Linked DNA regions of Homo sapiens: region 1 is linked to region 2. A link is an interaction called in ENCODE POLR2A ChIA-PET data of the cell type or tissue named here. Cell type or tissue: CD4-positive, alpha-beta T cell. All regions are shown on one strand. Each heading gives the region's core, and the rest is flanking DNA. Links, peaks and the distances in the headings are about the cores only. Region 1 overlaps PTPN4 (protein tyrosine phosphatase non-receptor type 4). Region 2 overlaps LOC105373583 (a long non-coding RNA gene).

Region 1 (9,968 bases), core at 2,065-6,064, 300 kb after region 2:
CAGGGTCTCACTCTGTGGTCCAGGCTGAAGTGCAGTGGTGTGATCTCAACTCTGCAACCTCTTCCTCCTGGGTTCTAGCAATCCCTGCCCCACCCCCCTGACAGGTGCACGCCACCATGCTCAGCTAATTTTTGTATGTTTTTGTAAAGATGGGGTTTCACTATGTTCACCAGGCTGGTCTTGAGCTCCTGACCTTAAGGAATCCACACACTTTGGCCTCCCAAAGTGCTGGGATTACAGGAATGAGCCACTGCACCCAGCCACGTTTAGAATTTTATACAAATTTATTAAACATTAATGTGTGTAAAACATTTATGAAAAAAGACATCTTCAAATATTATATTTCATACCAAAATTCAAGTATTTTATAAGTGAACCTTATGGGTTAACTAAGTATGTTAATATGGTGGCACACAATTGTTTACCATTATCTTAATTACATACAACATTTGTAATATTATCAAATTAAGATAATCAACATCTTTGGCTGGTACATTTGGCTAGTTTATGAACTTATAATCATTTATACCAAAACATACAACTTTTGTGAGCAATGTCAGACTGAAGTACATATACGGTAAGTGCTGAATCACACAGTGCTTTTTAGCTCAGGGAGAGCTAAGCTTATGGGGACTGGTGCTGGAAACCCCTTTTCCTAGGCCATAGAACGTGCTGAAGCCATGGTTGAGCTGGGGGTTTAAGAGAATCCCAATCACTTGCAAAGCATTTTCAAACAATATATGCTCCCCTAGAAATTCTGCTGGGAATCCACATGAAAAATGAGTATGTCAACAACAACCATACAAGATTTTAAGTCTAACAGATCTTCATTTATCAGGGACTCTTAACTGCGAAAGTTAACTGTTGAGGAGAGTGAGAGTGGAGGGTCCTTATTCAATGCGCTACTCTCATTCCGCAAGTCTATACCATGTTACTTCTGCAAAGAGCAGCAGGCAAAGAGAAAATAATGCTCTGGAGCAACAAAAATCATGTTTCACCAAAAGAATTCAATTTTTGCGTATCTTTGTCTTCAGGCATAAAAATATACAGCCAATAATTAGAAATTAGCAAAATTCACACCTGATGTTGGTCACAAAATTCACACTTACTGATTAGGAGTTCCCGGTGGAGATCGTGATGGAAGACTTTGTGTTTCTAACCTGTCATCAGATATTGAATTTCTGCTTACTACTTCCCAATCCATTAATTTCCGTGCCAAGGGCTTACTTGGGGATCTGCAGAAATAAATTAAATAATATGTTAAAAGTTTTATTTTTATACCCCAAACCATGAATCAAATCCTACAATTTGTTTTCAGAGATTATGTTCTAGATGAGCAACATAAAGAGTTTACTTGTAAAAAATTAATGCATTTAGAGGCTATTTACCAAATAACTTCCTAAGAATGTACATTGGCTTTATATGAAGAATAAAGGTAAGACAGGCTAGGAAGAGTAAGATAGACAATAAGAAGGATGAGAAAAACAGAAGAAACAAGAAAAGGAAGGACAAAGGTAAAAAGGGAAGGGTTTGCTACCAAATGTTTTCTCAGATGTTACTGACAAGACAGATACTACCTACTTCTATTCCAGAGTATCTGGAACACTAGCTTATCTTGGGATGTATTAAATAACTCCTCGCACATTATCTCCTGAATGCTTCTATAACTAAATCCCAATCCTCTGCCTCAATGAAGACAGAACAAAAATAATTATGCATATTACATTTTATCTACTTAAAAAATTGTTTACATATAGTAGGTTAGTGGATTTTTCCCTTTTTTCCAAAAACATTTTGGAGGGTTAATAATTCTGTCTATTGGTGGGGAGTAAAAGGATATGTTTTGTTACCAATCTATATATTATCAGCTATCCTAATGATAAAGATGAAAACTAAGTGATGTTTTAAAAAAAGATCTTGGATGCGCGAGGTGGCTCAGTGCTGCAATCCCAGCACTTTGGGAGGCCCAGGTGGGAGGATCACTGGAACTTAGGAATTCAAGACCAGCTTGGGCAACATAAGGAGACTCTGTCTCTACAAAAAATAAATTAGCTGGGTATGATGGCAAGTGCCTGTAGTCCAAGCTACTTGGGAGGCTGAAGTCAGAGGATCAACTTGAGTCCAGGAATTTGAGACTGCAGTGAGCTGTGATAGCACCACTGCATTCCAACCTGGGTGACAAGAGTAAAACCCTGTCTCAAAAAAAAAAAAAAAAAAAAAAAAAAGAAAGAAAGAAAGAAAGATCTTCATATTGATTCATTCAGATCAAAAGATACTGATCTATGCAGAGATCATAAACCCTTAGAATTTTAGGAATGTTAACAAATAAAGTATTTTTTATATGCAAATTCAGATAATAGACAAAATTAGCTGAAAATATATGTTATTTCTTTAAATGCCTGGCTTTATGAAGTGCAGAGTTAATGTGGAGGCGAATAATTTAAGCTACATATATAAAGTATATAATAAATCATCTTGTAAACAGTTTTATATTTCAGTAATTAACTGAAGCATATAAAAACTATATGTATTTTCCATTCCAGCACAATTTACAAAAAATGAAACATCCTGTTGTCTTCCTACAAAAATCAGATCATAAAAATTTAGGTAGAAATACCTATTTGAGTAAAATTTAAAAATGAAGACTATTTTTGGTTATAGTTAATAAGAATCATAGGCCTTTGTTGTGTGACTTTGGATTTATTTTCAGATTTTCTTATATTGATAAAGAATTGCAGGTAGTATTGGACTTGCTTTTTTAGCTCATTGGGATATTTTTCTCTCATCATGTACTATGTATACACTTCTGTATGGCTAAAAAAAAAAAAACAATTACCAAGGAAGGCACAAAGCAAATGCAATATTAACTCATCTGATTACATTAAAACTTAATAACATTAGAATTCTGATACATAATGATCTCATGAAGTTTGAAGTTTCACTGCCTGCTAGAATTTCCTTTCCAATATGTTAAACGTGTAAAAAGAAATGTCGGACTAACACGCACAATAACACTGACCAAAGAGAACTGAACAAATTGTTATTATGTGTACAGTAGGAAGCATTAAAATAATGATAAGGACTCTGAATTCTAGATGTGGCTTCCTATTAGACAGACCTCTTATGTTTCTGTATCTAAATGTATAAATTTATTAGCATAATATGACCCATAGGTCTCTCCCTACCTCCTGAATTTTATGATTTATGAATATCCAAATTTTCAGGGCAATATTTTAGCCTATTAATTTTACTAAACCACGAAAAATTTAAGTTACTTATGAATCTACACCACAGAAGTGTCCTGTCATTTCAGCAATTCATAGCTAAAACTTTTTTAGTTTGGCCTAATGACATTTCCTTAATCAAAAATCTTGTAGGCATTTTATAAGACATGGAATGTTATTAGTTTTAAAAAAGATACATTGACTCAGATTTCATTTTCCGTAAGTGAATTCAAAGTAATTTAGGTGTGAACATTTCCCATTATCACAGGTTTAAATTATAGGATTTTTTGATTTGAAGACAACTCATGACACCGTTTAGTTCAACTCCCTCATATTGCAGTGCAAATTTTCTTATCAGTCACAACAGAATGAAAATAAAGTATATTACCTCATGCATAAAACTTTGATTTTTAAAATAAAGATTAACATTTATGGCTCTATTAATGCTAATTCATAATGTAATAAACTATTATTTCCTCAAATATTAAACTACGAAATGTAAGCTGTATGAAAGTTCACTAACTGTAATCAATAGATCAACTACTTTCATTTTCTAAAAGCTGGAAAAAGTCATTTGAAGAAAAAAAATTCCAGCACACTCACCTAGTCTGAAGCGTCAGAACACTTTATTGCTGTTAATGGACTAAACATGGCTGGACACTTTGAACTTAAAACCAAACTTCATGTATTTTATTTTATTAACAGTTTTAACCTCAGGGACCCACCCACTCAAGCTTGCTGTCTATGTTTCCTGTTGAGTGTGGAAATTTCAGAGAAAAAAATACCACACAGCATCAGTGTGTTTGCGATGTGGTAAGCTTCTTTTCTGTCTAGGGCACCTTATTTTTCTGTTGTATGAGAACATTGTTTTTCTCTTTTCTTAGATATATTATATGACAACTGCAAAATGTGAAAGCAATTTGAAGAGGTGATAATCAGTATATGTGCTGCTGAGGCGAACACAAAGAGGTGATAATCAGAAAAAAGAAAAAACATTTAATGATTGCTAAAAAATTATTATATGAGAAGTTTAAGGAGGAGCCTTTTCTATCTACTCATATTGCCAACTAAAACCCAAAGAAAAAAAAAGAACTCTAGGTTATCTGGTACTTTAATAAAATAACTTAATAATTACTAAAACCATTAGAGAATTTTGGTAGACATATATCTGTTCATTACAATTAGATCCTAACATATTAGAAAAACAATCCCAGAAAAGCTTATCTTTCAGAGAAAGAGAGATCATTAAACAGCCCAGTACTATTACAACCTCATTGTAGCTGATACCTTATTATTTCAGAGGAACCACACAATTCCAGAAAAACAAAAGGAAGAGAGTTATCTGAGGCTTATAATATTGAAATTTTACCTCTACTATTCACGGAATCATGGCTATTTGTTTTATAAAATAACCTATTAAACAACTATACATTTTAATAATGAATACACAAAATGAACAACTAAGATGCAGGTATAACTCTGCTTATTTCTAAAATCTGATAGGATCAAAACATGAAAACATTAACACTTATAAAGAAACCATTTGTATGTGATATTAACTTAATACATAAATATGCCTACGATCTGGTACTCGTATGAGGATATGCTGCATACAACTAGTGACCACATCGCACGTTCTACACTGTTTATAAAAGTCAAGCAGAAAGAAGACACTTGTTAAGAAAGGAAAGTTTTAAGTATATTGCTACGCTGTTACAACACTAAGAATCAGAAAAATATTTTAAGAAATGTTATTCGTTTTTTAAAAAATACATGGACTCATTTCATTTTCCATAAGTGAATTCAAAGTAATTTAGGTGTGAAGATTTTCCATTATCACAGGTTTAAATTATAGGATTTTTTGATTAGAAGACAACTCATGACACCGTTTGGTCCAACCCCCTCATATTGCAGTGCAAATTTTCCTATCAGTCACAACAGAATGAAAATAAAGTATATTATCTCATGCATTTGATTTTTAAAATAAAGATTAACTTACCATTTATGGCTCTTCTATTAATGTTAATTCATAATGTAATAAACTATTATTTCCTCATATAGTAGACTACTAAATGTAAGCTGTATGTCACATATTACTGTGACATCCTTACAAAGTCTTAGCAACAACTCCTACTCTGGAGGCAGGGACGTGGCTCAGTAAAGGGAGGAATCCTAAAAGTTAAGTTTACAGTTTACAATCAAAGAATTTAACTGTTAAAAGATTTATTGCCATTATAAATGACTAGATTTTTGAACAGCAAAGAAAATGTGCACGATATGCTAGATGATAAAAACAAACAACAAATAGTTTAAAACAATTTGGAAACAAATATACACACATATATAAAAATGTCTCTATGAGTATATGCATAGAAAAATCCTGAATAATGAGTATCAAAATTTTTTTAAAAAGTTGTCTTGGGATGATAAATTTTCTTTATGCTCTTTGATACTGTTGGAGTTTTTAAACATAATGAGCTATCACTTATATTACTAGGGGAAAAAAGCAATTTCCACTTTTGGAAGGAGGAAGAAAAAAACCAAGAACACAAAACTCCCTTTACTCCAGAAACACAAAGAAGGAAGGTCTCTTAGATAAAGACTTAAGAACAAAATTTAAACAAAGTGAAATCAAAAGCAAACTTTCTAGTTCTCTTTATTAAAACTCAAGCCTCTAATAGCAGTAGATGCCAAACACATAACTAATTAAAAGACTTAGCCTCTCAAAGTAATTTTCACTGAAAACAAACTCTTGTCTCTAACACACCTGTATCCAGTTGGTCATCAGCTTCTGCTAGTTCTGCCTACAAAACGTTCCTTAAATTTGTTCCCTATTTTCCATTCCATTACCAATGTTTTTGTTCAGGCCTTTATTATTTTCACTTGGATTACTGCAATTACCTTATAGTTTCTGGGTACCGAGGCTTTCCTCGCTAATCCATTCTCTATCATTGCTCATAATACTATTTTCTAAAACATAGATCTTATCATGTCATTTCACTTGTTAAAAAGCAAATTGGCTAGGTCGGGAGTGGTGGCTCATGCCTGTAATGCCAGCACTTTGGGAGGCCAAGGTGGGGGGGATCACCTGAGGTCACGAGTTCGAGACTAGCCTGGCTGACATGGTAAACCCCATCTCTACTAAAAATACAAAAATATTAGCCAGGTGTGGTGGCATGCGTAATCCCAGCTACTAGGGAGGCTGAGGCAGGAGAATCACTTGAACCCAGAAGGCAGAGGTTGCAGTGAGCTGAAATTGCACCACTGCACTCCAGCCTGGATGACAGGGTAAGACTCCGTCTCAAAAAAAAAAAAAAAAAAGCAAATTGGCTATGACAGACCCTAAAGAAATAAAGACAATAAATGGTAAACAAAAACAAAAAATAAAACAACTTATCTCTTAACATTATAATTTAAATAAATATGGAAATGGCTTGATAACATGAAATAAGTCACTATATTTCTCAAAAATGTTTAAAAAAGTGGAGCAACCTCGAACAGAATATTATATTAATAACATAATATTTGATCAGCCTATTCAGAACTGCAATGCCTGGCACACTATTAATATAAAAAATGAATCAATAAACTAGACAAGCTAGTTTATCATTCCCTCAACATTATTTACTGTTAAAGAATTGTGATAATTCTGTAATCAAAAATTTGAAATATTTAGAAAAACTTTAGAAAAAATATTTAGAAAAACTTTTTAGTAAACTCAATCCATCTTTTTAAAAAAATTCAAACAATGAAACAGATTTGGCTTACCTTGCAAATACCCTGTCTTTATTTGCCTTTTCTTTGCCATACTGAACTGATTGGACTTCAGTTCTCCCACTGAAATATATAAATATGCACAACAATAAAGTCTTAAGAGAACTATAAGATAAAATGACAACACATAACATGATTATAGTGTAACTTCCTAAGAGACAAGACATTTCTAGCAGAGAAAAGGAAGCAGAGAATAAAAAGACTGGACAACATTCCAATTCTACCTGGATGAATGAAGCTTAGTTACATTTCTCCCATTAATGAAGAAAGATGTGTTCAACTCCCTCCATGTCCAGACACAGAACAGCTCCAGATTTTTGTTTAGAGGAAGGAACTAAGGCAGAAAAATGGTGGGGTTTTGGCACTAGGAGATTTGTTTTCAAGCTGATTTGTCTAGAGGGAAATTGTTGATAGAGAGAAACTGATCTTCTTCTGAAGTACACCAATGTGTTCAGATGAAGTTTGTTAATAAAAGTTCTCAGAGCATTTATTTGAGACATTCTCATTACTTAACTGTGAATTAACATAAATTTGCGGTATATCAAATGTAACCATATACAAATATAGCTATCTAATGCATATAAAAACAGCCAAATGCCAGTTTCCATAGTTAAGCAAGCAATTTTAAGACCATTTTCCATGGATAAATATCAGTAAATATGAACTGAATGGCACTTTTATGAGATTTTAACGGAAAAATGAGAAATACTACCATGACTTTTAAACTTCAAGTTGAATTTTCCTAAGAAAATATTTCCTCTAAGAGGGAGGTAATAAATTAAAGTTCATCACTGTTTTGTATTTCCACATTAGAATAATGATGTTAATCCTCTGGATACTTTGGAACAGAGATAAGGATATGTACATGAAGAGACTGGTGGAGAAAGTAATAGATCTGATAGTCCCAGTACCATCTGTCAGTCAAAAGAGTATTTCAACATTTTAAGTATGACAACAGTTCCAGTATTCTCCACCACTGCTTATTATGAAGGGAAAAAAAGTTTATTTAGTGCATACTCATTAGGGACAGGACTGTGTCCAGTTAACATTTTTACTTCATTTCCTACTTCATTCCTACTTCATTTACAAGATGTCTAACCACTTGGATGATTAAAAAGTGCTTTGGATAAGTTTTAAAGTTCTCCCATTCCTACTTCATTTACAAGATGTCTAACCACTTTGATGATTAAAAAGTGCTTTGGATATGTTTTAAAGTTCTTAAGGACTACAAACGCAAAGCTTAACTTTTTAAAACTATAAATATACACAATTATGTATATACAATTTAATGTGCGAGCTGTCATAGGCCCAGTCCTGTCCTGTGCCCTATGTTTTGCAGGGGCTATGATAAACAAATTCCATTTTCTAGATTATTTTGCCTTAGGTTCTGCTTTTAGAAGGTACTGGTGGAAGATCAGAAAGTGGAGAAAGGCAGAGCAGGAAACTGGCAGCTGCTGGCAGCTGCTTTAATAGTCATGGGGATAGGGTATAGTGAGAAAGAGCATCCTGTAGATGGTCCCATCCTTGATTAAAGCAGTACTTCTCTGCAAGATGCAGACTGATTTTTCTTCACTGGAAAATTAATGTATCAGTCAGAGTTCAGTCAGGGAAACAGAGCTCTAACAGTGTAGTAGCAGGTGTAGTTTGTGGACTCCAGCCCAGGGAGTCCTGAATGCATCTGAATTTTAGGCATTACCCCTTCTTCTTGTTTTTTTCTCCATAACCATGTTTCCACCCTTTTGTTTTCCCAGCATTTCCAACAACCATGTAACTAATTTCCTCAATTAAATTGCTTTTGTTTGAAATACCAAAAGGGCTTTCTGCTTCCCTGACTGAACTCTGACTGATACCTTAATTTTCCAGTGAAGAAGATTCAAATGGGATACTATTACTCAAAAGGCTGGAGTAACAAGTTAAATTTCATAATAAAGAAACAATTTTTTTTAAAATTAATGAAAGAAAGGCTTATATTTCATATTGTCCATAATACAGACATTAGGGATTTAGTATTATCATTACAACAAAATGAAAAACTGTTCCAGTTTCAGAACACTAAACTTTCACAGTAAGATACTTATCTTTTGAGCAATGAGAAAGTTCTCTCTCTTTCTCTCTCTCTTTATATATAGGCTTATTATAAGTTATTCAAGCAACATAGAAAAATATAAAAAGAACAAAAAAATTGTTTTTACCCACAGTCCTATCCATAAAGAAATCATCACCATTATGAGCAGGTAAAAATCATTCTGAAATTCATGTATATAAACATTAAAAAGGCTAGACATACAGGCACAATAATTTTATTACAATGAAACTATGGTATATATGCCACTTTTAACGAAAAAAATTAAACTGGTTTCCAGTGAAATAAAAGATAAAAAAGACTGCCATTCATATTAAAAAAAAGGAAAAAAGATGAAGAAAACCTTAAGAACTGCTGTGTTAATGTCTAAAATTGTTTCAAACTTTAAGGATTCAAATACTTCCTCCCACTAGTCCCTTGCTTTTTTTTTTTTTTTTTTTTGAGACGGAGTCTCACTCTGTCGCCCAGGCTGGAGTGCAGTGGCTCCATCTCGGCTCACTGCAAGCTCTGCCTCCTGGGTTCACGCCATTCTTCTGCCTCAGCCTCCCGAGTAACTGGGACTACAGGTGCCCACCACTACGCCCGGCTAATTTTTTGTATTTTTAGTAGAGACAGGGTTTCACCGCATTAGCCAAGATGGTCTCGATCTGCTGACCTCGTGATCCGCCCGCCTCGACCTCCCAAAGTGCTGGGATTACAGGCGTGAGCCACCGTGCCCAGCCTCATTTTTTTAAAGTTATATTACTTATTCTACTTTGGCAAAGTTTATACCATTTAAATTTTATTCTGCAGTTATAATTCTCACGGTTGTCAAGAATTGTTTCTATATAGAGAGGATTTAATCTTCACTCTCAGGGCTTTTTATATAAAAATAACTTTTTATACCT
Region 2 (9,968 bases), core at 2,689-6,688:
TCTTTCTCTGAGACCCACTCAAGATCTGCATGCACCTCGGGCCCCCTCCCAGAGTGCTGCAGCCAGATGCACCTGGAGCCCCACCCGTCAGCCCAGGGAGACATGCCCCTGCTGAATTCAGAGAATGATCCAGAAGGATTCAGGAAATGAGGACCATTCATGAACCCAGCGACTGATGAAGAGCACCTTCCTCACATCCGCTGCCAAACTCACCCGAAAAGAAGAGACAGAGGAAGACCCCAGAGGATTGCAATTTGAGGACACCTCCAACTCATGCTCACTGCACTTGGTCCAAAATGATCAGAGGGGAGATTTGGCTCATGCTCTGGCCTCACTGGCTCCCATCACCATTGCCTCTGCCCCTCCAGCCTCTGCCAGGCGCCTGGCTCTGACCCTTGCTGACACTTCAGGCCCCTCACCCTTAGAACTGACTGCCAAAGGGCTAGTTGCTTAGTCTTCAAGTAAAGGGGGTCTGGAGGACTATGGAGGAGGCATAGTGCCTAGAGAGCCCCTCGCCTCAAGACACCCCCACTGCACTTGGGAGGAAAGGCAGGGCTGGGGGATGGAGGCACTGTGGGGGCCTTTCCTATTTGGCAGCAGCTGCAGCCATGCGCACCATAGCCACAGCACGCAGCACACATCTTCTGTCTCACAGTGATTGAAGATTTTGCCAAACCACCGGTCAGACAGATTTCCCCCCAAGCCCCACATTAATTGATTTTTGGATTCTGCAACCCAAGCTCAAGCTCAAGCTCCGAGCTCACTGCTGAGCTCAGACTCCTGGGTGTCCCACAACGGCTTCGATGTGGAGGCCATGACGCTGAAGCCAAAGTTGTCAGACACCTGGGCTGCACTTGCCTGTGCAACGAGCCTGGGAAAGCAGCTCTGGGGATTGCACCCACAGTGCCAGGGCTCGGGAGCCTCTGAGCTCAGGGAGGCCTTCAGGGACAGGCGCTCGGCCAGCTGCCTGGGTAGGCTACTAATGAGCAGATGTGTTCCAGGCTGTCTGCCCAAGGGGCAGCTGCACCTGGGCTGGAGAGCTGAGACTCTCTGGGGTTCTGCAGCCTCTGTCCTCCTCAGCCTGGCCCGACAGCCCCTCGTTCTGATACAGGAGGGCACAGCTGCCTGACGCCCCTCCTTCCCCATCTCTGCCTCTCTAATCTTCCTTGAGGAAGATTCCATCAGAGGTTTTACTTACATATTCCTACACCATGCCTGGAACATAGTAGGTACTCAATAAATCCAACTTTTCCTGAGTTAGTGGTGAGGAAAAGCTGGACTCAGGATCAGGCTGCCTGTGAAGCCTGGCCTGTAGCCTGCCAGCTCTCCCAGCCTCAGGGTCCTCACACCCACACGTGTGTGCAGTAACAGAGCACTTCTTGCCTGCAACAGTGCCTGGTTCCCAGTGTATGCCACTGGGATCCGTATTATTATTAAGTGATCCGTATTATTATTTTATCTTAAGAGAGGAATCCAGCTGTGTCCAAATGAGGGGTTGGGACAAAATAAAAGCTAGAATCCAGTCTTGCAGGTGGGGACATGGCACCTGGGTCTCCACACTGACCCGTGCTGCCCACCCTCTCACATGCTATCTAGAGACGGCACTCCTTGTGGAATGCTGCAGGAGGTGCTCCACTGGCACGAAGTGGGTGGGCTCTTAGCACAGACCCAAACAGTAAGTGACTTTTCACACTCCCATCGCATCTCCAAAGCTACATGCAAAACACTGATCTTCACAGGGGTTAGAACACAACTTCCAGAAGGCCTCTTTCTTTTTTTTTTTTTTCTCCCTTTTTTTTTTTTATTATTATACTTTAAGTTCTGAGATACATGTGCAGAACATGCAGGTTTGTTACATAGGTATACAAGAGCCATGGTGGTTTGCTGCACCCATCAACCCGTCATCTACATTACGTATTTCTCCTAATGCTATCCCTCCCCTAACCCCCAACCCCCTGGCAGGCCCCAGTGTGTGATGTTCCCCTCCCTGTGTTCATGTGCTCTCACTGTTCAACTCCCACTTATGAGGGAGAACAAGCAGTGTTTGGTTTTCTGTTCCTGTGTTAGTTTGCTGAGAATGATGGTTTCCAGCTTCATCCATGTCCCTGCAAAGGACATGAAGTCATCCTTTTTGATGGCTGTATAGTATTCCATGGTGTATATGTGCCATGTTTTCTTTATCCAGTCTATCATTGATGGGCATTTGGGTTGGTTCCAAGTCTTTGTTATTGTGAACAGTGCTGCAATAAACATACGTGTGCATGCGTCTTTATAGTAGAATAATTGATAATCCTTTTGTTATATACCCAGTAATGGCATTGTTGGGTCAAATGGTATTTCTTGTTCTAGATCCTTGAGGAATCGCCACACTGTCTTTCACAATGGTTGAACTGGTTTACACTCCCACCAACAGTGTAAAAGCATGCCTATTTTTCCACATCCTCTCCAGCATCTGTTGTTGCCTGACTTTTTAATGATCACCATTCTAACTAGCATGAGATGGTATCTCATTATGGTTTTGATTTGCATTTCTCTAATGACCATTTCTCTAATGATGAGCTTTTTTTCATATGTTTGTTGGCTGCAAAAATGTCTTCTTTTGAGAAGTGTCCATTCATATCTTTTGCCCATTTTTTGAGTGGGGTTGCTTTTTTCTTATAAACTTGTTAAAGTTCCTTATAGATTCTGGATATTAGCCCTTTGTCAGATGGATAGATTGCAAAAATTTTCTCCCATTCTGTAGGTTGTCTGTTCACTCTGATGATAGTTTCTTTTGCTGTGCAGAAGCTCTTTAGTTTAATTAGATCCCATTTGTCAATTTTGGCTTTTGTGGCCATTGCTTTTGGTGTTTTAGTCATGAAGTCTTTGCCCATGCCTATGTCCTGAATGGTATTGCCTAGGGCCTCTTTTTAATCCAAGAAAGAAAGGGGGCAGATAAGATGGCGAAGCATTGCCAGGGTTAACGGGGAGTCTGCAGACCAATGGGTAAAGATCAAAGAGAGCCTGACTGCTGTAACAGCACCCCTCTCTAAACAGGAGGGCACCCCACCCCGGGCATCAGCAATCCTGCACACGGCCATTCCCAGAGCAGCCTGCCTCCACCGCAGCACAGAGATGGGTCAGAATGAACGTCCACCCATGTCAGTGCTCTATCAAATGTCTGCTTAGAAGTTCTTTTTAGGCCAGGCGCGGTGGCTCACGCCTGTAATCCCAGCACTTTGGGAGGCCGAGGTGGGCGGATCATGAGGTCAGGAGATCGAGACCATCCTGGCTAACACAGTGAAACCCCGTCTCTACTAAAAATACAAAAACAAAATTAGCCGGGCGTGGTGGCATGCACCTGTAGTCCCAGCTACTCGGGAGGCTGAGGCAGGAGAATGGCGTGAACCCAGGAGGTGGAGCGTGCAGTGAGCTGAGACTGCACCACTGCACTCCAGCCTGGGCGACAGAGCGAGACTCCAACTCAAAAAAAAAAAAAGGTCCTTTTTAAATAATTATTTTCTAAATATTCTGGTCTGTTCAAGCTGCCATAACAAAGTATCACACACTGGTAGCTTAAACAGCAAACATTTATTCATCAACAGTTCTGGAGGCTGGAAGTCCTCTTAAGATAAAATAATAATACGGATCAGTCAACTGGCATACACTGGGAACCAGGCACTGTTGCAGGCAAGAAGTGCTCTGTTACTACACACACATCTGGGTGTGAGGACCCTGAAGCTGGGACAGCTGGCAAGCTACAGGCCAGACTTCACAGGCAGCCTGATCCTGAGTCCAGCTTTTCCTCACCACTAACTCAGGAAAAGTTGGATTTATTGAGTACCTACTATGTTCCAGGCATGGTGTAGGAATATGTAACTAAAACCTCTGATGGAATCTTCCTCAAGGAAGATTAGAGAGGCAGAGATGGGGAAGGAGGGGCAGCAGGCAGCTGTGCCCTCCTCTAACAGGACGAGGTGCCTAGGCCAGGCACTTGACCCTTCTGAGCCTCAGTCTCCCCCGTAATGGGAGCAAATCTCTCCCCCAGTCCCCACGCGGACATCATGCTAAACAGATGGTAGCGCTTCTCACTATCTTCATTGCCATTGTTATTCTATTTAACACTGAATACAATTTTTTGAAGCCCCTTTCAGACCAAAAAGAGAAAACTGGGCCCTCTGTTTACTACTAAATGTGTTCCTGTTTTTTTGTTAATTAAAAGAAAAAACAACGTCCAACACCTCCATCCCGACCATATTGTTCCTGAAGTTTCCTTTTGCTGATGTATCTGTTGTTGTGGCATCAATAGTCGTAAACCACTTCCACTCTTACTGAGGTGTTTTGTTTTGTTTTGTTTAGATGGCGTTTCGCTCGTTGCTCATGCTGGAGTACAATGGCACAATTTTGGCTCACTACAACCTCTGCCTCCCAGGTTCAAGTGATTCTCCAGCCTCAGCCTCCTGAGTAGCTGGCATTACAGGCATGCACCACCATGCTCAACTAATTTTTGTATTTTTAGTAGAGACGGGGTTTCACCATGTTGGCCAGGCTGGTCTCGAACTCCTGACCTCAGGTGATCCACCCACCTTGGCCTCCCAAAGTGCTGGGATTATAGGCATGAGCCACTGTGCCAGGCTCTTACTGAGCTTTTTAAAGCACCCACTCAGAAACCATCAGGGAGAACCTCTTTCTTCAACCCCCCTGCTCTGTAAGAGCACTCAGAGCTCAAGAGATGACCTGTCTTCACGGGGGAAATCTAGTAACGCTGGATATGCAATAGGAATTCACTATATGAACAGCAATTCACCACACCAAATACCCCCCAGATAAAGCTGGGAAAGTTATGGCTGTTTGGGGTAATCTGGAAAGAACCTCAGTGACAGTAAATAATTTTTGTTTGTACCAGAGAAAAATCTAAAACCAGCAGGAACTCCGAGGAGTTTCATTTTCTTTCTTAGGTGGAAAGCAGCCACATGAGAAGGGTTGGCTTGTCAAGGTTTCAAGCCTGTCACGGATCTCCAGCCTCGGAGGCATATTTTCAGTTTCGATTCAGCTGATAGGTGGGGAGAAAGCACCCCAGTTCTTGGAAGTTAGCCGTTTCTCCTCCTCGCAGACAACCTCCAGAGCAGGGCAGCAGGCAGCTGCTAGAGATTTATTTCTCCACTTAGTCGTCTCCGCTTGCGGCTTCCTCCCATGAGTGAGGACCAAGAGAAGCCCCCTGTCTCTGATGAAAGTGGGGGATGAACACTGAACCAAACCCACACTGCTCAGCACATTTGATGCGGCCAGAAACAGACTGCAAAGGCTGAGAAAGCTTTTCAGGGGCCGTCTGGCTGTGTGGGTGCGAAGACCTGGCTGTACTTGGAATCACCTGGGAAGACTTACAAAAATGGTTTCCGAGCCTCACCCGCAAGGATTCTGACTTGGTGAGTCTGAATCACCAAGATTCTCGGGGTGAGGCCCCAGAATCTGCCTGTATGTAGCCAGCAATGCTGCATTTGGACCTGCATCTGGGGACCTCTGGGCCACCCTGGCCCCCTTAATTTATAAAGCAGAACCAGCCCCAGGGTGGAGAATGAATGAGGTGCCTGTCACCTGGTTACACAATTTAAGGTGTCCTTAGTTATGCCCAGCTGACTCGAGCACAGATCTTCCTGGGCACTCTCTTCTACACCAGCACAGGGTGGGGCGTGGGAGGGGAGTACGTGCCCATGCGGGCATCTACTGAATGTGCCAGGCCTGTATCTCTATTATCTCACCTCTATCCTGTGAAGTAGATATTATTATCCCCATTGTACAGATGAGAAAACCTAGACTCAGAGAGGCTGAGCCATTTGGTCAAGGACACACAGCTGCTGAAATGACAAGGCCAAGTTTGAACCCAGGTGGTCCCTTCTTTGGCCCATGCTTAACTACACCAGGGCACCCTCTTGATAGTGGTCTCCTTGGGGTTCTGTTGCAGCTCAGAGCACAAGCTTCTCCCTGATCGCTGCCCTATAGCTTATTTCCAATGTTTTTTTTTTTTTTTTTCTGGTTTTTAGTTGACTTTTCATCATATTCAGCCCAGTGACCTCTGGTCCTCTCTTGGGCTCTTTCAGCGTTATTCGGTGTTTTGTGTTTGTGCACCTTAACTGCGTGGAAAAGTGCTCGGTCCTTGGGAACAAGGGCCACAGGGCATTGCTTCCTTCCCCAGGGCCTGGCACCTACCGGGCACTAGCAGGCAGTCTGGCCATAGTAGCTGAGTGATGAGTGAACTGCTTGGAGGCTGTGCATGTTGCCCAGACTCTTTTAGGTCTATCTCCCCTAAAGGCATCTGTGAAAACACATAAAGCAACACCCTGAGGCAGCAACGGCTCCAGTCTGGGAGTCTGAGGAGCAGAAAGAAGCTGAGGTGGCCATAGGAGCCCCATGGGCAGTGAGGTGAGGCCAGGGAGATGGGCCACGGCCGGTCAGCCAGGGCCTTGAAGGGCACGGTAAAGCGTATGGATTTTGTCCTGAGAAACGAGAAGTCAGCTTTGACAGGGGAGGGCCATGCTCCTGTGGCCCGAGTCATCAGGCCGTGCTGCCTGCTATACTGCTGGATGCCCCTTTAAGTCAGGAGCCCCACACTGTTCATGGGGTAACTCCAGGGCCTGGCTCTCAGTGGCGTGCAGAGGCATTTATTTTATTTTACTTTTTTGCTGCTTTGCACCTGGCAATGGAAGAATGAAAGGCAACCCAGAGTGAAATTAGGATTACAATTTTACAAACGTCTGTTTCTGACGCAGGAAGCACATCATTTGTCCACATCACACTCTCTTGGAATTTATGACAAAGCCAGGTGAGAGCCGGGCTGGGAATGACCTTTGTCCAAGAAAAAAATGTTTTGCTGAGTAAATTAAGAGTGCAAATAAGACTGGGGAAAAAACTTAAATTGTACATGAAAACTTTTGAAAATATTTTAGTAATGTCAACTTAAGTACAATTGATACCTGGATTGCCTAATTCCATAATTCAGGAAGCTTCCCACTCACCTCCACAAAATATTAGTTTGAATTAATTATATTTAATTATATGTGAATGCCTCAAATTAAATGATCCCAATGCTCACTGTGTTGTTCATAACATTTGAAGGCTGTGATCTGACGCGGAAAACCCTGACTTCTGCATTTGCACACTCACAAACATGTCAACACTAGCCCTGTTTTTAGTTGACTTTTAATATTATACAGCCCTATACTTGAGTCTACCTTTGATTTCAGCCTCTTTAATTCTTCAACCCTGTGGAGTTTTCTAAATAAGCTCTGCCAGCTGCTATCAATACAAGCAGACTCACACCACAACTCGGGGTGGCACTGACTCCATTTCCTCAAAGATAACACAGAAAACAGAATAAAAGGCTGGGCACAGTGGCTCACGCCTGGAATCCCAGCACTTTGGGAGGCCAAGGCTGACAGATGACCTGAGGTCAGGAGTTTGAGACCAACCTGGCTAAGATGGTGAAACCCCATCTCTACTAAAAATACAAAAATTAGCTAGGCATAGTGGTGCACCTGTACCACCCAGCTACTCAGGAGGCTGAGGCAGGAGAATTGCTTGAACTCAGGAAGTGGAGATTGCAGTGAGCCGAGATCAGTCCACTGCACTCCAGCCTGGGTGACAGAGTGACTCCATCTAAAAAAAAAAAAAAAAAAAAAAAGGAAAAAAAAAGACACACTAGGCTTTATGTGTCAAGGGTCTTTAGAATGAAGTTGTCCCCCCTTATCCATAGGGGATATGTTCCAAGACCCCCAGTAGATGCCCAAAGCCGCAGATAGTACCAAACCCCTATACACACTATGTATTTCCCTGTGCATACACACCTACGATAGAGTTTAATTTGTAAATTAGGCACAGTACTCTTGTGCTTTGGAGCCATTATTAAGTCAAACACGGGTGACCTGAACAGAGGGACAGTGATCTGGCGGCAGCTGATGTGATCGCCCAGGGAGCACGCCCGGTGTGAAGATGCTGGACAAAGAGAGGGGTCACGTCCCAGGCTAGATGGAGCAAGATTTTGTCACGCTACTCAGAACAGAGTGTCATTTAAAATTTAGGAGTTATTTCTGGAATTTTCCATTTAATATTTTCAAACCTCGGTGTACTGCAGGTAAATGAAAACTTGGAAAGATAAACCTCAGATAAGGGGGGACTACTGTATTCATTCCTTCACCATGGCATGTCTGTGTCTGAGAATCTACCCTTAAAAACAATCTGGATGCAAAGAAGCCGTAAGATAGAGCGCAGTCCCTTCATTTCATAAAAGAATGAAACTAACTCAAATACACAATGCAATGGGTGAGTAAAGTATTGCACTACCCTTAATGTAATATTGTGGGGCCACTGAAAACATGCTCACATGTTTATGGAAATCTGAGAAGTGTTTCTATCTATGGCATTTCATCACATTTAAGACACTGTTGATTAGAGAACACACCACCATTTCACGTACCTTTAAGGAAGAAAAAAATACCCAGAATGGTTATTTAATAAGGGACGTCTAAGTAAAGCTGGGATCCTAAAGGGCTATTTCTTTGGTGGGAGGAGAATGATAAACAGCCTCGTCAGGCAGAAAGAGCCAGTGTCCCAGCCATGGACCCGGATGCAGGGAGGGAACAAAACTGCCCCTGAGGACGTGCACAAGCCAGTACTCATGCTGGTTTGAGTCTGAATTTGCACAAACATATGGTCTGGAAACACCTCAAGCAAATGCTGTAACTGAATTTAAGTTTAAGGTTATGTCAAGTTGGCAGTGCCCCCAGGTGACTGGCAGAAACAAATACAACCACCTCTAGAAAGAACTGAATGTTAACACCAGCTGACAGTGCCTGTAAAACATCAGCCACTGTACAGTGCAAGATCCAGAGACGTTAAAATGTGAAGTGAGTTTTAGAATTAACCATAAGTAAAAAAGCAGAATCAAATGGGTATGTGGAGGATGACATCTCTTTGCCGAGTAGACCGACTGGAAGGAAAAACACAGTAAAATGTTCACAGTGATCTTCTGTAGGTGCTAAGACTACAGCATTTTCTTTCTTTAAACGAGTCTGCGTTTTCCAGCTTTTTCTAAAGTGACCATATAAAAAAAGGAGAAATAAGGAGACGCAAGTGAGAGAATGACTTTGGGTGGGGTAGTCAAGGAGGTGACCCTGAAGGAGGTGACACCTGAACTGAGAAGGGACCAGCACAGGAGAAGCCACCTGAAGAGTTCATTGCTACATGTGTATCCAGGACAAGGACCTGGGGCACAGGGAAGATGCTTGATATGTATTTGTTAAATGAATACACGGGTTAAGGAAGGAAAAAGCTGCTAAAACAGGAGCCTAAGTCTCAAGGGGTCCCAGCCAGAGTCTGGCTCTTCAGGGAGCCATTCTCACTGGACTGAGCTGATAAACAGGGCAGGGACGCCCACCTGGCCAACAGCAGGGCCCTGTGGAAAGTATGCAGCTGCAGAGTTAGCAGAGAACCATGGTTGTGGGTCTTGGGCCTGTTTCCCCATCTGTCAAATGAGGTTAGTGCTTTGCCACCTCTGTCTCTGAAGTCAGCTCCAGATGATATCGTGCTTTGAAATATTAAGCCACGTGCGAGCGTGAGGGGCTGTCACGCTCCAGGAGGTCCTCATGCGAGCCCAGCAGCACCTCCCTGTAACACTGGGAACTGTCAGCACCTCCCTGTAACACTGGGACCTGTGAGCTTCAGACAAGCTGCTTTGTCTCAGGAAGGTTCCCGTGCTCGCTGCTCAGCCCACAGGAGATGTCACATCAGCTCCTGTCTTCCTGCCCGCATGCACTTTCCAGATTCACTTACCATGTACGAGCCTGTGCTGGAAACTGCTAACAGAGATAAGAGATGGGTCCCTGTCCTTGAGAAAGTCACAGGGAGTCCAGAGAGTCAGATGAGCAAACAGGATGATACCCTGTGGGACCCGAGGGAGGGGACACACAATCTGCTGCTGAGAGGCAGTTAACAGC

Evidence for each region. Peaks named below come from ENCODE experiments on the same cell type or tissue, not always from the same donor. Only the 100,000 strongest peaks of a DNase experiment are listed, where the experiment ranks them.
Region 1: POLR2A ChIA-PET joins it to region 2 with 5 read pairs; 3 of 35 experiments call an interaction of 5 or more read pairs at or near these places.

What each region holds. Positions count from the first base shown.
Region 1 is chr2:119,923,691-119,933,658 of GRCh38, reverse strand. PTPN4 (protein tyrosine phosphatase non-receptor type 4) reads right to left here. Exons shown (of 27, transcript NM_002830.4): 13 at 6,993-7,061; 14 at 1,110-1,235. Among named protein-coding and RNA genes, the nearest start is that of EPB41L5, 84 kb to the left of the region's middle. In CD4-positive, alpha-beta T cell, for the core only: no CTCF peak of the experiment used is centred there; a DNase peak (open chromatin) is centred at 3,978; H3K4me3 peaks cover 2,373 bases; H3K27ac peaks cover 3,013 bases.
Region 2 is chr2:120,227,505-120,237,472 of GRCh38, reverse strand. LOC105373583 (a long non-coding RNA gene) reads left to right here. Exons shown (of 3, transcript XR_923259.3): 3 at 1-2,277. Among named protein-coding and RNA genes, the nearest start is that of TMEM185B, 9.1 kb to the right of the region's middle. RefSeq lists enhancers at 4,734-5,083, 5,324-5,533, 6,266-6,315. In CD4-positive, alpha-beta T cell, for the core only: no CTCF peak of the experiment used is centred there; a DNase peak (open chromatin) is centred at 4,992; H3K4me3 peaks cover 2,529 bases; H3K27ac peaks cover 2,752 bases.